2 separate regions of the Mus musculus genome follow, and region 2 is linked to region 1. Evidence: chromatin loops called from intact Hi-C (ENCODE). Cell type or tissue: left cerebral cortex. All regions are shown on one strand. Each heading gives the region's core, and the rest is flanking DNA. Links, peaks and the distances in the headings are about the cores only. Region 1 holds the start of Ttc9b (tetratricopeptide repeat domain 9B). Region 2 overlaps Pld3 (phospholipase D family, member 3).

Evidence for each region. Peaks named below come from ENCODE experiments on the same cell type or tissue, not always from the same donor. Only the 100,000 strongest peaks of a DNase experiment are listed, where the experiment ranks them.
Region 2: it touches region 1 in a loop (10-fold over the local background); 1 of 42 quality-filtered maps calls a loop at or near these places.

The regions. Positions count from the first base shown.
Region 1 is chr7:27,651,883-27,658,692 of GRCm38, reverse strand. Ttc9b (tetratricopeptide repeat domain 9B) reads right to left here and starts at 4,769. Exons shown (of 3, transcript NM_028417.1): 1 at 4,346-4,769; 2 at 3,599-3,781; 3 at 2,486-2,782. The coding sequence starts at 4,766. The coding sequence ends at 2,667. Gm38973 (a long non-coding RNA gene) reads left to right here and starts at 4,461. Exons shown (of 3, transcript XR_881908.3): 1 at 4,461-5,443. Map3k10 (mitogen-activated protein kinase kinase kinase 10) reads left to right here. Exons shown (of 10, transcript NM_001290528.1): 9 at 161-841; 10 at 1,707-2,318. The coding sequence ends at 2,029. In left cerebral cortex, for the core only: CTCF peaks have their summits at 3,934 (motif pointing right), 4,414 and 4,618; DNase peaks (open chromatin) are centred at 2,947, 3,949, 4,446 and 4,880; H3K4me3 peaks cover 2,500 bases; H3K27ac peaks cover 2,500 bases.
Region 2 is chr7:27,537,923-27,544,732 of GRCm38, reverse strand. It overlaps Pld3 (phospholipase D family, member 3), which reads left to right. Exons shown (of 14, transcript NM_011116.2): 3 at 1,829-1,989; 4 at 2,552-2,644; 5 at 2,745-2,819; 6 at 2,905-3,047; 7 at 3,465-3,648; 8 at 5,064-5,178; 9 at 5,256-5,383. The coding sequence starts at 2,618. Among named protein-coding and RNA genes, the nearest start is that of Pld3, 12 kb to the left of the region's middle. In left cerebral cortex, for the core only: no CTCF peak of the experiment used is centred there; DNase peaks (open chromatin) are centred at 1,899, 2,557 and 3,192; H3K4me3 peaks cover 2,469 bases; H3K27ac peaks cover 2,500 bases.

The DNA.
Region 1 (6,810 bases), core at 2,723-5,222:
GAAGCAAGGCTTTAAAGAGAGAGATTTGAGGACGACAGTGGCACCTGGAGAGGGGGTTTTGCTGTTATTTGGAGGTCACTGGAAGAAGTCCTTGCCACCAATTCTAGGGGAAGGTGAGGAAAGGCAGGGTCGGCTGAGTGACAGACCTCTCCCATTGCAGAAGAATTTGCGGAGGCAGATGAAGGCAACAACGTGCCCCCTTCTCCCTACTCCACCCCGTCCTACCTCAAGGTGCCTCTGCCCGCCGAGCCTTCTCCTTGTGTTCAGGCGCCTTGGGAGCCGCCGGCTGTCACCCCTTCCCGGCCAGGACACGGAGCTCGTAGGCGCTGCGACCTGGCGCTGCTAAGCTGTGCCACGCTGCTGAGTGCGGTGGGCCTGGGCGCCGACGTGGCCGAGGCACGGGCCGGGGACGGTGAGGAGCAGCGGCGCTGGCTGGACAGTCTCTTCTTCCCGCGCCCCGGCCGCTTCCCTCGCGGTCTCAGCCCAACCGGGCGCCCCGGAGGTCGCCGCGAAGACACAGCCCCAGGCTTGGGTCTGGCACCCTCGGCCACCCTGGTGTCATTATCCTCTGTATCGGATTGTAACTCTACGCGCTCATTGCTGCGCTCTGACAGTGACGAGGCTGCCCCTGCCGCCCCCTCCCCGCCGCCTTCTCCGCTCGCGCCCTCACCCAGCACCAATCCTCTCGTGGACGTGGAGTTGGAGAGCTTCAAGAAGGACCCCCGGCAGTCACTTACGCCCACCCACGTCACTGCCGCCCACGCTGTGAGCCGTGGACACAGGCGGACGCCATCAGATGGGGCTTTGAGACAACGGGAGCCTCTGGAGCTCACCAACCACGGTGAGTGGGGCCTGTCCAAGCAATCTTTCACAGACTACTGACCCGTGTTTCCTTCTGAGCCACCCCAGCCGTCATTGCCGGGCCCCTTGTGGGTCTTGGGGATGCCTGAGATAGGATAAATTGGGCAATGTCAATATAATGTCTGCGAGGACAGGGTAGGTGACATGATGGCAAGTGGAAGCATTGGTAGCCATCAGCACTGTCCTCTCTGCTTATTAGCCAGCAGTATGGTCAGGAGGGCGTGGTCGGGAATTACTTGTGCCCTTCAGGCCCTGGGTTCTGGGTTACAGCCACTGTAGTCAGGTTTGAATCTCTCAGCCCCAGCCATGCGCTGTTTCGATCACTCCAGAGATGCAGGCTAGGAGTAGCAGCACACACTGTGAACCCAGTACTCGGGGTCAGGAGTTTATGGTCAGCCTGGGCCACACTCAGAGTTTGAGACCAGCCTGGGCTACATGAGACTCTGTCCCTAAGATGGAAAGATGAACTGGGGTACAGCTCCTTTGGTAGAAGAATTGTCTAACATGTTGAGTGTGATCCCCAACACCACATAAAACTGGATGTTTTCACAATCCTACAACCCCATATTCTGGAGTTCAAGGTCATCTTCGGTTACACAGAGTTCCAGACCAGCCTGTCACAGAAAATGTAAAAAGGTCATCTTCCAGAACAAGCCATTGGAAACTGTGAGAACTTGTTCAAGACCCAAGTGCGGGGCTGCTCATGGCTGTGGCCTTCCTAGAAAGCAGGTGCAGCAAGTTCTGAGAGTCTCTCAGAAGCCAGTAGCCACTTTCCAAGGATGGGGTTGGCATAGAAACGGCGCCCTTTACCCCACCCCTCACCGCATGTGATCCTCTTTCCCTAGGTCCTCGAGACCCCCTGGACTTCCCTCGACTGCCCGACCCCCAGGCCCTGTTCCCTACCCGACGCCGGCCCCTGGAGTTCCCTGGCCGCCCCACCACCCTCACTTTTGCCCCAAGACCCCGGCCTGCTGCCAGCCGCCCCCGTCTGGATCCCTGGAAACTGGTCTCCTTTGGCCGGACACTCAGCATCTCGCCTCCAAGCAGGCCAGACACTCCAGAGAGCCCTGGGCCCCCCAGCGTGCAACCCACGTTGCTGGACATGGACATGGAGGGCCAGAGCCAGGACAATACAGTGCCCCTATGTGGGGTCTATGGCTCTCACTGAGACCTGCCCACCACCACCCGCCTGGGCAGCCATGAATGTAGCGCCCCAGGCCTGCCACAGCCCACCATTTGCCAAGGTGGGGGAGGCCCTGGGCAGGATACTCACTCTATTTATTGGGGAAGGGGGGAGGGGAGGACACTTAATTTATTCCTTTGTACCCCAGGTTGTGGAGCTCTGAGCCCAATCTGCTGTGGGGAGAGGGTGGGTGGGCAGGGATACTCAGGGACAGAATATTGTGGGGGATCTGGCACAAGGCGCAGCATTAAAGGTAAGCCCTGCCCCCTACCAAGCTTGGCTGTGTGTGCGTCCCCTGCCTGGGCCCTGATGCTGATTTACTCCACAGTGGGACACCCTTAAACCCTACATTTCCTCCCTGGGCCTCTGGGTGTCTGCAGAAGTGACAGCTAGGTATAGACCTGTCCTTCATCCCCACAATAAGACCACACAAAGGAGGCGCCAGTGGCAGCGGCTTTACCAGTAAACGCATGAGTCGGGGGAAGGTGCCCGGTGAGGTTGGTGGGACTAAGGTAGAGGCTGCCCCTTGGCCTCAGCCCACGACAGACATTCCGAGCTGGGCAGGTCAGGGGAAGGTGCCCAGTAGGGTTGGAGGGACTAAGGTAGAGGCTGCCCCTTGGCCTCAGCCCACGACATTCCGAGCTGGGCCTCCAGTGCCACCATCACTGTCTTCCCTCTGGAGGCTGCAACGGTTCATCTTCAGCTGAGTCAGCTGGATGTAGCGGAGAACATTGGTGTCTGCAGGGGAGGGACGGGAACATTATCTGGGTGTCCTGAGACAGCAGCCGATAGTTATGTCCTCAGGACAGTCAGCACCTCACTCCCGGCACCTCAGCTGTACCAGCCACCCAGAGAGATTTCACACCTCCTACCTCACACGTGTGGCAGCGGCAGCAGCCGCGCTCTGTCGCTCTGTCGGCAGAGGCTCCTCTCCCACCTCCACTCATCCCCAAGTGACAACTGTTCTCAGCAAACCACTTCACGGGAAAGCTAATCTTGCCTCCTTGCTCCCACAGCCCTACATCTAGCTCCTGCTGTGTCCCCTCCCCATGGGGTTGTGTCATGTCTACACACACATGGACACATGAGTACCCTGACTGCTCTTCCCGAGGGCAGAGAACAAGCATTACAAGCAGATGAGTGGAGGGCCATAGGTGACAGAGGAGCTGAGTGTGACCAGGAGGGAGTGAAGGAATATGGGTGTGGGGGGAGAAATATTCAAGGCCATCGTCGGTGAGTGGATAGGGACACGGATGGGCTAAAGCATTGGGGATGTAGCCTAGTTGGTAGAGTGCTTGCCTTGCATGCATGAGGCCCTAGGTTCAATTCCCAATGAAGAGAGTTGGTTGGGGAAATGCCAGAGGAACAAGGTGAGTATACCTTTGGGGACGGTGGATGGGTGCTGGATGAGTGTATGAGGAATCTTAGGTAGCTAGAGAGAGCTTGTCTGGAGCTGGTAACAGCACTTCCCTGGGGTGGCTTGGCTCTGCCCTGGTCCTCCCGCCTAGGTTTCCTCTGTTCTAACCCCCTGCCCAGCCCAGCCCTGCCACTCACCTGTGGGCTCTCGGCTGCGGGCCTCCTGTAGGTAGCGCAGCGCACGTGCATAATCACCCAAGTGGTAGAAGGCAATGCCGGCACGATAGGTGGCCTTGAAGTTGCCCTGCTGTTTCTCCAGCACCTTGAGACAGTACTCACGCACCCGCTCATAGTTCACCAGCTCCGACTGCAGGAGGCAAGCTGTGGGATGCAGAGACCCTGTAGTCTCAGACACAGCCTGCATCCCCTAGGATTCACATGACCTCAAATAACCTGACCTCTTCCCCTGGGCATATGGGATTGCTCTGGCCACCAGGAGACACTAATCAGCTAACCTGTTAGTATAAGAGCTATCTGCGCCGCCGCTAGAGGGCGCAGGACAGACAAGTCTGAAGCAATTAGCTGGAGGTTTTCCCAAGTAATTATAGAGGGAGGGTCCAAGAACGAAATAGCCGGTGCAGGGTAAGCCTTTCTAACCTTGGCTCATGCGTGGCAGACCGGGGGAAAGAATGAGTCAGGGAAGTGGGGCTTAGAAGACCAAGTCCAGAGCCCGTTTCATTATTCAAGCCCCTGCTTACTCCATCCAAGAAGCCCTATTCATCTACTCCCAACTCTCTTCCTCAGCAAGTTTTGTAGTCTTCCCCGCCAGACCACAGCCCTGACTCCTTCAGCTTCCAGCCACCACAGGCTCTATAGCCTCCTGATTACCCCCTCACTACCCACCCGTTTCACCCGAGTCCTCTGCGCCCCCCGACGGCCCCGTACCAGTGAGGGAGTCGTAACATTCAACCTCTGTGTTCTCCACCAGGCGCCGCTGCTCCTCGCTGAGGCGGGCGGGCCCCGGGCTGGTGGTGGGTCCCGGGGAGGGGGTGGGCAGACCGCCAGGGCGGGCCCCTTGAGCCGCCTTCAGCTGCAGCAGTGCCCGGTGGTACTTGCCAATGGCTTCTCGGAACTTCTTCTCTCGGTAGCAACGCTGACCCTCCGCCTTGAACGCCACGGCAGCCCGCAGGCTGCTGTCGAGCGCCGCAGCCAGGCCCCCAGACGGCTCTGGGGCAGGACCCGACCGAGCAGAGCCATGGCGAGGCGCTGAGCCGGGGCCCGGCGGGGAAAGGGCGGGAGGCGGGCGCGGTGGAGGCTCCGGGGCAGCGCTGAGCATCAGCACCGGGGACAGCGCGCCGCGCTGCATTGTGGGAAACTCCTGCGGCCGCCGCTGCAGCTACCGCATCGCCCCCCGCGGGGCCGGTCCCCACCCTTTCTCCGCCCCCACATCTCTGGCTGCCGTCTCCGGCTGCCCCCTATGGGTCTAGAAAAACCCCTCCAAACTCCCCCTCGCTCACCCTCAAACCAGCCTGGGTCTAGTTGTTCTGGCGCCTCTCCCTTGTCCCCACAGTCCTTACCCTCCCACCCGACTGCATGTTCTCCCGGAGATTTCTAGAAGAAAAAGGCTGAGCGGGCAGACATCAGTTTTGTGGAAAGCTGGTTTTCAGCCCACTAGTCATTTGGCATGTTGGATAAGAATACAGGATTGGGAGTCAAGCTGCCCGGCTTCAGACACTGGTTTCTCATTACTCTATGATTTGGACAATCCCCTCAAATTACCTATTGTACTATAGTGCGGGACAATAGTACATACGTTGGAATCGATTCTTTATGTAATAAACAAATAGCCATTGCTCAATTTCTGTTCAGGGGGAGGGGGTTGATGGGCCAATGTAAAAACAAACAACAACAACAGAAGTCAAGTGGGGTAGCACCTGCCTGTAGTCACACTCGGACATCTGAGGCAGGAGAGTGGAAAGAAGTTTGAAGCTAATCTGGTGCTAACGAGGAAATTCCAGATCAGCCATGAACTACAAAGAAAAGGTAGGTGTGGGAGATTAAGGAGAAGGGAGGGAAAAGGAGAGAGAAAGAATTATTTAGATAGAGCCACATCTCCTAGGTTCACAGCCTAGTGGAGAGACAGACCTGTAACAGCCCAAAGTGGCTGATCCTGGGAAGCGCAGGAGGAGAGCCATGGCTAGCATGGAGAAGTCAGAGGAGGCATTTGCTCTAGGTTGAAGTGTGACTGGGGACTTCCTGGAGGAAAGGCAACTCTGCAACCTAGCCATTCTGTCCCTTGCCTTCCATTTCCAGAAAAGCCAGTGGGGAGGTGACAAGGGTCCCCACTGACAGCCCAGGACCACCAGTACAATAAGGACAACCAAGAAAATGCGGCTGCGGCTGCGCTGTGGTGGCACTCCCCTGCAATCCCTGCACTTAGGAGGCAGAAGCAGCAGAACTCTATGGTTTCCGGGCCAGCCAGAGCTACACCTGACTCAAAAAAGAGGGGGAAAAGGAAAGAAATTCGTTCATTATGGGCCAGCAACATAGCAGTAGCCACCACGTGAGTTCCATCTGTGGAACCAGCCTCTCAAAGTGGTTATCTGACCCCTTCCTACATATACCTGCACACACACACACAAACTCACGCACATACACACACACGCGCGCGCACACGCGCACACACACATACACACACGCACGCACACACACATGCACACACACGCGCACACACACATGCACACTCACATGCACACTCACATGCACACACATGCACACGCACGCACACATGCACACACACATGCACACACACACACACACACACAAGCATGCACATGCACACAAACAAAGAGTGTAAATTTTAAATCCTCTTAGAATTTCTTTTCAAGATACTCATATGCAGGCAAAAAAGAAACAAACAAAACCACAACAACAAAAGGGTGGGGGGAGCTGGAGAGATGGCTCAGTGGTTAAGAGCACTGACTGCTCTTCCAGAGGTCCTGAGTTCAATTCCCAGCAACATGGTGGCTCACAACCATCTGCAATGGGGATCCGATGCCCCCTTTGGGTGTGTCTGAAGACAGCTACAGTGTACTCACATACATGAAATAAATAAATCTTTAAAAAAAAACCAAACCGGCCGGGCGTGGTGGCACACGCCTTTGATCCCAGCACTCGGGAGGCAGAGGCAGGCGGATTTCTGAGTTCGAGGCCAGCCTGGTCTACAAAGTGAGTTCCAGGACAGCCAGGGCTATACAGAGAAACCCTGTCTCGAAAAACCAAAAAAAAAAAAAAAAACAAACCCCAAACCCCAACCTCACCTTGCACTTCAGATCTCCGTCTCTCCTTTTCCAATGCTGGCATTAGGTACATATGCCCATGCTTGGAGTTTATGCAGCACTAGAGATCTG
Region 2 (6,810 bases), core at 1,714-4,213, 110 kb after region 1:
AATAAAAATTGTAAAGACATTAAAAATAGTATTTAAAATAATTTAACAGTTAGTTGTTTTTGAGATACAGGGTCTATGTGGCCTAGGCTGGAGTCAGATTCCATCAGTCCTCTTGCCTCAAACTAGCGAGTGCTGAAATAACTAGAGGGTGCCACCATGCCCTGCTAAATTAATTTTTAAAAAGATTTATTTATGCCTAGCCATGGTGATACATGCCTTTAATCCCAGCACTCAGGAGCCAGCCAGAGGTAGGCAGATCTTTGAGTTCAAGAGACTAGGCTAGCTTAGTCTACAGAGTGAGTTCCAGGACAGCCAGGGCTCCAGAGAGAAATACTGCCAACAAAACCAGGAGTGTGTGTGTGTGTGTGTGTGTGTGTGTGTGAGTGTGTGCTGTATTAGGGCATTGGATTCTCAGGAACTAGAGTTTACAGGTTGTGTGGACTTATTCTGTGGTGGCTGGCTGAGAACCCAACTCAGCCCCACTGGAAGAGCAGTTACGTGCTGTCTCAAACTCTTTGTAGCTGAATTTTATGACCTTGAACTCCTGATAAATCCCTGCCTTCACCTCCAGGGAGCTAAGATGACAGACTAGTGCCAGCACGCTCTATTTCCAGCTTCATATTCTTCCAAGAAAACATCTCTCATCAAAGCCTTCAGGAATAATGAGAGTCAACCCAGTCTCTCCTCCCCTCCCCCACCCTGTAGTTCACCCACTCTAAGGCTGCTATCTTCTGCTTCTGTGAGATCCTTTCAGAAGCCTCAGTTAACCTCCGTCCTTGTCCTTACCTGCTGGATCCTGGTTTTTGGTTTTCTTTTCTGAGACAGCCTCAGTGCAGCCCAGGCTGGCCTGGACCTCATCGATATCCTCCTGCCTCAGTCTCCCTGGTTATACAGGAAGAGGGGCTCTATATAATAACAGCATTTGGGAGACTGAGACAGGATTGTTCAAAGGCCAGCCTGGGCCATAGTATGAGACCTTGGGGAACTACCCACCCAAAAAAAGTTAATAATAAAAAAGCAGGCTGGGGATGTGGCCCCCTTGGTAGGGCCTTTGCAAAACCGTCAATCTAGGTGGATAACACACACACAAACCAAGAGAGCCATCCCTAAAGGCAGCAAAGGGCTGTTTATGCTGCTCAGTAGCAATGCAAGCTCTGTACTTCCTCTGTGATTCGGATAGGCTAAGGGGAGAGTCATGAGAAGGACCACCTGTTATTTGTCTAACTTTAAATCCGTACAGTACATCAGCCCGGGCTATAGGAGATCCTGTCTCATAAGACCTAAATAAATAAGTAGCATACTTTAAAGAAAAAAAAAAAATCCTGCTTGGATAGAATATGAGATCCAGAAGCCTTGGATTTTCCTTTTTAAATTTTAATCTCTAAAAATAAAAATTGACTTAAAGGAAATATCGTCATCCCAGCAAACTACCAGAAAACCCACCACCCCCATGGCCAGCCGTCCCCGATTGTTCTCCCATCCCATTGCGTGGGCTGTCTTCTCCTGAGCTTGCCCTTCTCTTTCAGTTACATTATTCAATCTTGATCTCCCTATATTATCTTCAAGCGCCTTCAAGATTAATCTTAGGATTTATCACTAAAGAGTCCGTGGTATAAAAATTCACATTTGGTTCCAGGACAGCCAGGGCTATACAGAGAAACCCTGTCTCGAAAAACCAACAACAACAAAAATTCACATTTGTAGATCAGAGAAGGGATAAGAATTCCCTTTTCTCTGTGACTTCTCGGTCCCTTTTGGGAGGGTGGGGGAGAAATGAGGAAACTGGGGTGGCTATGGCGAAGCTGAGCTCCTCTCTACCCCAAACCAGGTTGCTCAGGACCACCCCTTTCCCGGTTCGAGGGGAGTCAGCCGACGCGCGCGCACTGCGCAGACTCCTCGCTGCAGTGGGCGTGATCCGTGGAGGTCCCGCCCCTACTCAGCTGCTCAGACAGAAGCTGGAGCCCCACCGAAGTAGCAGCCAACGTCTGAGTAAGGCCGGTGTTGTTTTAGGGTGTGGGGGCTGCGGTGCGGGACGGGGGGTAGGATTGGGAGGCTGCGGTGGCCCTGGGGTATGAGCCTCAGATGTCTGGTCAGGTAGGTACCTGGGACTGGGCAGACGCTCCACCTGGAACATTCCGTGAGTCATCCAAGACTGAGAAAAACCAGGCACAGAGATTCGGGGCTCCCCTGGCCCCCAGCCGGGACTGTCTTTGTGAAATTACTTAGATTCGAGCTCAGCAGGCAACAAAAAGGGGTTCTGATAGGGAGTAACGTGGGTGCTAATGACGGACATGCTGGACGCTTTGAAAGGCAACACGGGAGTGAAAAAAAAAAGCAGAGGCGTTGGACCTCGAGGGATTTCAACATCCCAGCTGACCAGCAACCAGTTTCTTCCTTTTGGGGTGATGGTCATAGGGCTAAGGGCCCACTTGATAATGGGAGAAGAAAGAGGCTTTTAGTAGATCTCATAAACCCAAAGATATCCACTTTTTTTTTGATGCCCCTTAAAAGCCCAGAACACCCACACAGTGCCTGCTTTTTGTTTCCCCAGTTTCCAGTCCCTGACACACCCACCTAGCCACCTTCGTTCTGCAGAGTCCCCCAGCGGCCAGGCAATATGAAGCCCAAACTGATGTACCAGGAGGTAGGAGGATGGGATGCTTAGTGGGGGGGGGGGGGGTATTGAAGGGTAGGAAACCACCAAACCACTCTATTCCACTCCGCCATCATCCCTGATCCCACAGCTGAAGGTGCCTGTTGAGGAGCCTGCGGGAGAACTGCCCTTGAATGAAATCGAGGCATGGAAGGCAGCAGAGAAGGTAGGAGTACGCTGCTCCACTTGAACTATCTCAAACTGTTGGGACCACCTTGTATAGGCTGACAGCTTCCTGCCCCACTCCACAGAAAGCCCGCTGGGTCCTCCTGGTCCTGATCCTGGCGGTAGTGGGCTTCGGTGCCCTGATGACTCAGCTGTTTCTATGGGAATACGGGGACTTACATCTATTTGGACCAAATCAGCGCCCAGCCCCCTGCTATGACCCCTGCGAGTAAGTGAAAGGCAGCTGGATTGTGCGTGGGAGGGTCCTGCCAGCCCAGGGACACTTAAGCCTGCGAGAGCACCCGGTGCTTTGCTGCAGGCAGTGCTGTGACGAGGGGATTGTGGGTGCCCACATCCGTGCCCACTCTACCCCCTCCTTTCGGTTTCCATGGCAGCCACAGCGTCATCATCCTTTATACAGGTCTGTGAACACATGGGCACTGTATCCCATCTACATCTGTGGATACACACACGCACACACGCGCGTGCACACACACACACATACACACACCTCCCACACCTCTAGACAGACCAGTGAGATACACAACCAACCTTCTCTCTACATCTGGAGACCTGCAGAGTTCTTCTTTCTCAACCTATCCTCTCTGGCCCTCTGTGACTGACAGATATCCCTCTATACCTTCAGGGCGGTGCTGGTGGAGAGCATTCCTGAGGGTCTGGAGTTTCCCAATGCCACCACGAGCAACCCCTCCACTAGCCAGGCCTGGTTGGGCCTCCTTGCCGGTGCTCACAGCAGCCTGGACATCGCATCCTTCTACTGGACCCTCACAAATAATGACACCCACACGCAAGAGCCCTCTGCCCAGCAGGTACCTGGAAGCCTCTCTTCTCACCCAGCTCCCCACCCACCCCCATGGCTGTGGGAATGGTGGCAGTGGGGGGGAGGGGGAGGGGCTCCTGCCAACCTGGAGACAGGTGGACGCAGGTGTTCAGTAACAGCTGTCTTCACACACACTTCTGAAGTAAGGGTGACGTTTTTGTGTCCTGGTTATCTGGAAGTCTCTGAGTGTCAAGGACTTTGGTTATGATGAGTTAGATTTACAGATATCACCTTGAATCCCTCACACAAAGAAGGAACAAGTTGTAGCCCAGCCCAAGCCAGGCTGTGTGTGACCTTAGGCAAGTTCCCTCCCCTCCCAGGCTTCCTGCCACCTTATCTGAAAACTGCAAACAGCACCTGCCCCACTGCTGGGCTCCTGTGAGGATGCCATGGGTTAATCTGCAGATTTAGTCAGTGCCCGGCACAGACTCCACCCTTTCTGAATGTTTACTGTTGCTGGTCAGCAGTGGTCCACACCTTTAATCCCAGCAATGGGGAGACAGAGGCAGGCAGATCTTTGTGAGGTCCAGGCCAGCCTGGTTCACAGAGCGTGTTCCAGAACAGCCAGGGACACACAGAAACCCTGCCTTGAAATTCCAAAGAAAAAAACAGGAAAGGCAAGGCAAGGCAAGGCAAGGCAAGGCAAGGCGATTAAGCTTGGTATGAGGGCGCTCATCTGAAATCCCAACATTTTGGAAGCTGAAGGGTTGTGGAGGAGCAAATATAAAGTTCCAGGCTATTCCGAGCCACATAGCAAGACCTTTCACAAGCAGGCAACACACACGCGCCCACACACATACAAAGTTGCACATGTATACACACACACACACACACACACACACACTGCATAAGCTCACACCTCTTCTAGGCTCCCATTAAAGTACATCAAAGCACAGATACAAGCTGGGCCCTGTGCTGCAGGGTGATAGATAGTCCCAGCTACTCAGAGGCTGAGGGAGGAGAGTCTCAAGTTCAAGTCTTGCTGCAGCTACAAATCGAGTTTGTCATCAGCCCGAGCAATATAAGGAGACCTTGTGTTAAATAGAAAGCAGATGGCTGGCTCGGCAGGTAAAATTGCTTGCCTGAGTTTAATCCCAGGAACCCACAGTAGGAAAGAACTGACTCCTGAGTGTTGTCCTCTGATGTCCACGTGCACGTGTATGCACACACACATATACTCACACGCACATAAATAAAACCTTTATTAAAAGGGAGAGTGTATCTGAGTTCCATCCCCAGCACCACACGCACATGCACACACACACAAAGAAAGGTGAAGGGGTTTAGTATTGTGATCTAGGCGTCCTCTAGTGTAAGGTGAAGCCTGTTCATTCTTAGGGGGCGCCCGTGGGGGTGATATTAGAGCTCCGGCTAGCCCAGCCCCTCAGCAGCTGTCTCCCACAGGGTGAAGAGGTTCTTCAGCAGCTTCAGGCACTGGCACCTCGAGGTGTAAAGGTTCGCATCGCTGTGAGCAAACCCAATGGGCCTCTGGCTGATCTGCAGTCTCTGCTACAGAGTGGTAAGTTGGCAACAGCAGGGTGGGCAGGCCTGGGGCTGCCCAAGCTGGCCCCTGACTGCCGCCCCCGTTGACCACAGGTGCCCAGGTCCGCATGGTGGACATGCAGAAGCTGACTCATGGTGTCCTGCACACCAAGTTCTGGGTGGTGGATCAGACCCACTTCTACCTGGGCAGTGCCAACATGGACTGGCGGTCGCTGACCCAGGTCTGTATGTCCCCTGCCCGCATTCCTTGCCTCCTCCTGAACTTCCCTTTGTATCCCTGCAGTTCGGTCCTCAACTGCCTTGTTCCTGCTGCAGCTAGATTTCCCCCTGGGTCCTGTTAGCAGCTACCCAGACACAGAGTATTCAAGGTCCTGCCCACTTACCTGGCCCTCATTGTACATTTCTTATGTGTATTTGAAGCCCATCTTTTACCTCAGGGACTCTGGGAAGATGGGATGACAGGTAGGTTTCCTGAATATGCAATTCAGTGTGGAGCCTGGCCTGTCATCAGGCTGCCACATCTCAGAGAGCTCCCGGGCCATGATAGGGAAGAAATGGGCAGAAGACTGGGTTGAGATAACAGTACAGCCTGCAGCAGGGATGTGGGTGATGGGTAGGGTGTGGGTTCAGGCAAAGATAGAAGATGTAGGGAGGGATGGGATGGGGGGAATATAAGAGGGGTGGTTAAGGACGGGATTAGAAAGTAAAGGCAGAGAATGTAGAGTGGGAAGAGGGAATAGAGGATTCAACTGGGATGGAGGTACTGAGAGTGAGCAGGGCCAGGATGGGGGTGTAAGTTGATAGAGGATCAAAGTTGAGATGGAATGAAGATGTAAGGGGGAGGGGGGGTGTAGGCAAGAGCTTGGAAGTGAGGTTGGAAGCTGGCAAGGGCAGAGGGGTCAAGGATAGAATGGGGAGGTTGACGCGGAAGATCTAGGGTGGAATAAGCAGCCACAAACAGAGCTCAGGGCTGGAGTAGGGGGACACGGTGGGCTGACTGTAGCAGCCCAAAGGAGACATCTGATCCAACATGGGGCCTCAAGGGAGAGTCCCCAAAGGACATGGTTTATCTGCCAGAAGCTTTAGCAGGTACTAGCACAGGGGGGACCAACTCCAGCAGTGCTGTGAAGAAAAGAATGTGACCCTAATTTACCCCAATAAATACTTCCCTAGACTCCTAGACTCGACAACGATATGCTGAAGACACAGTCTTCCTGTGTGCCTGTCTTGCCACCCAGTGGGGATACCTAGCTTAATCTGAAGATCCAACACCTGAGACTGAGCCGGAGCTGGCACAGGGCACAGGGCATAGGAAACACACAGCTCACGGGACCTGGTACTGCGGGCCTCCTGTCCTCCCAAATCTTTAGGAGTCCGAGGCCAGATGATTAAAAGTCCAAGGCCAGCCAGAAGAACTCAGTGAGAGCTTGTCTGATTTAAAGGGTAGGGGCTGTATGTGCCTCGTAGTATAGGACCTGCTTAGAGTCCCCTAGTGAGACTCTGGGCTGTGGCTCAATGGCAGTGCACCTTACTGGGGTAAAGCCCTAGTTTCAATACTCAGTAGCGCAAAGCCCCTGGACCTTTGCAGTGACTGAATGTCTCTTCCAAACGTAAGTTAGGTTTATAGCCGTACGTTTAAGTTCTAGGA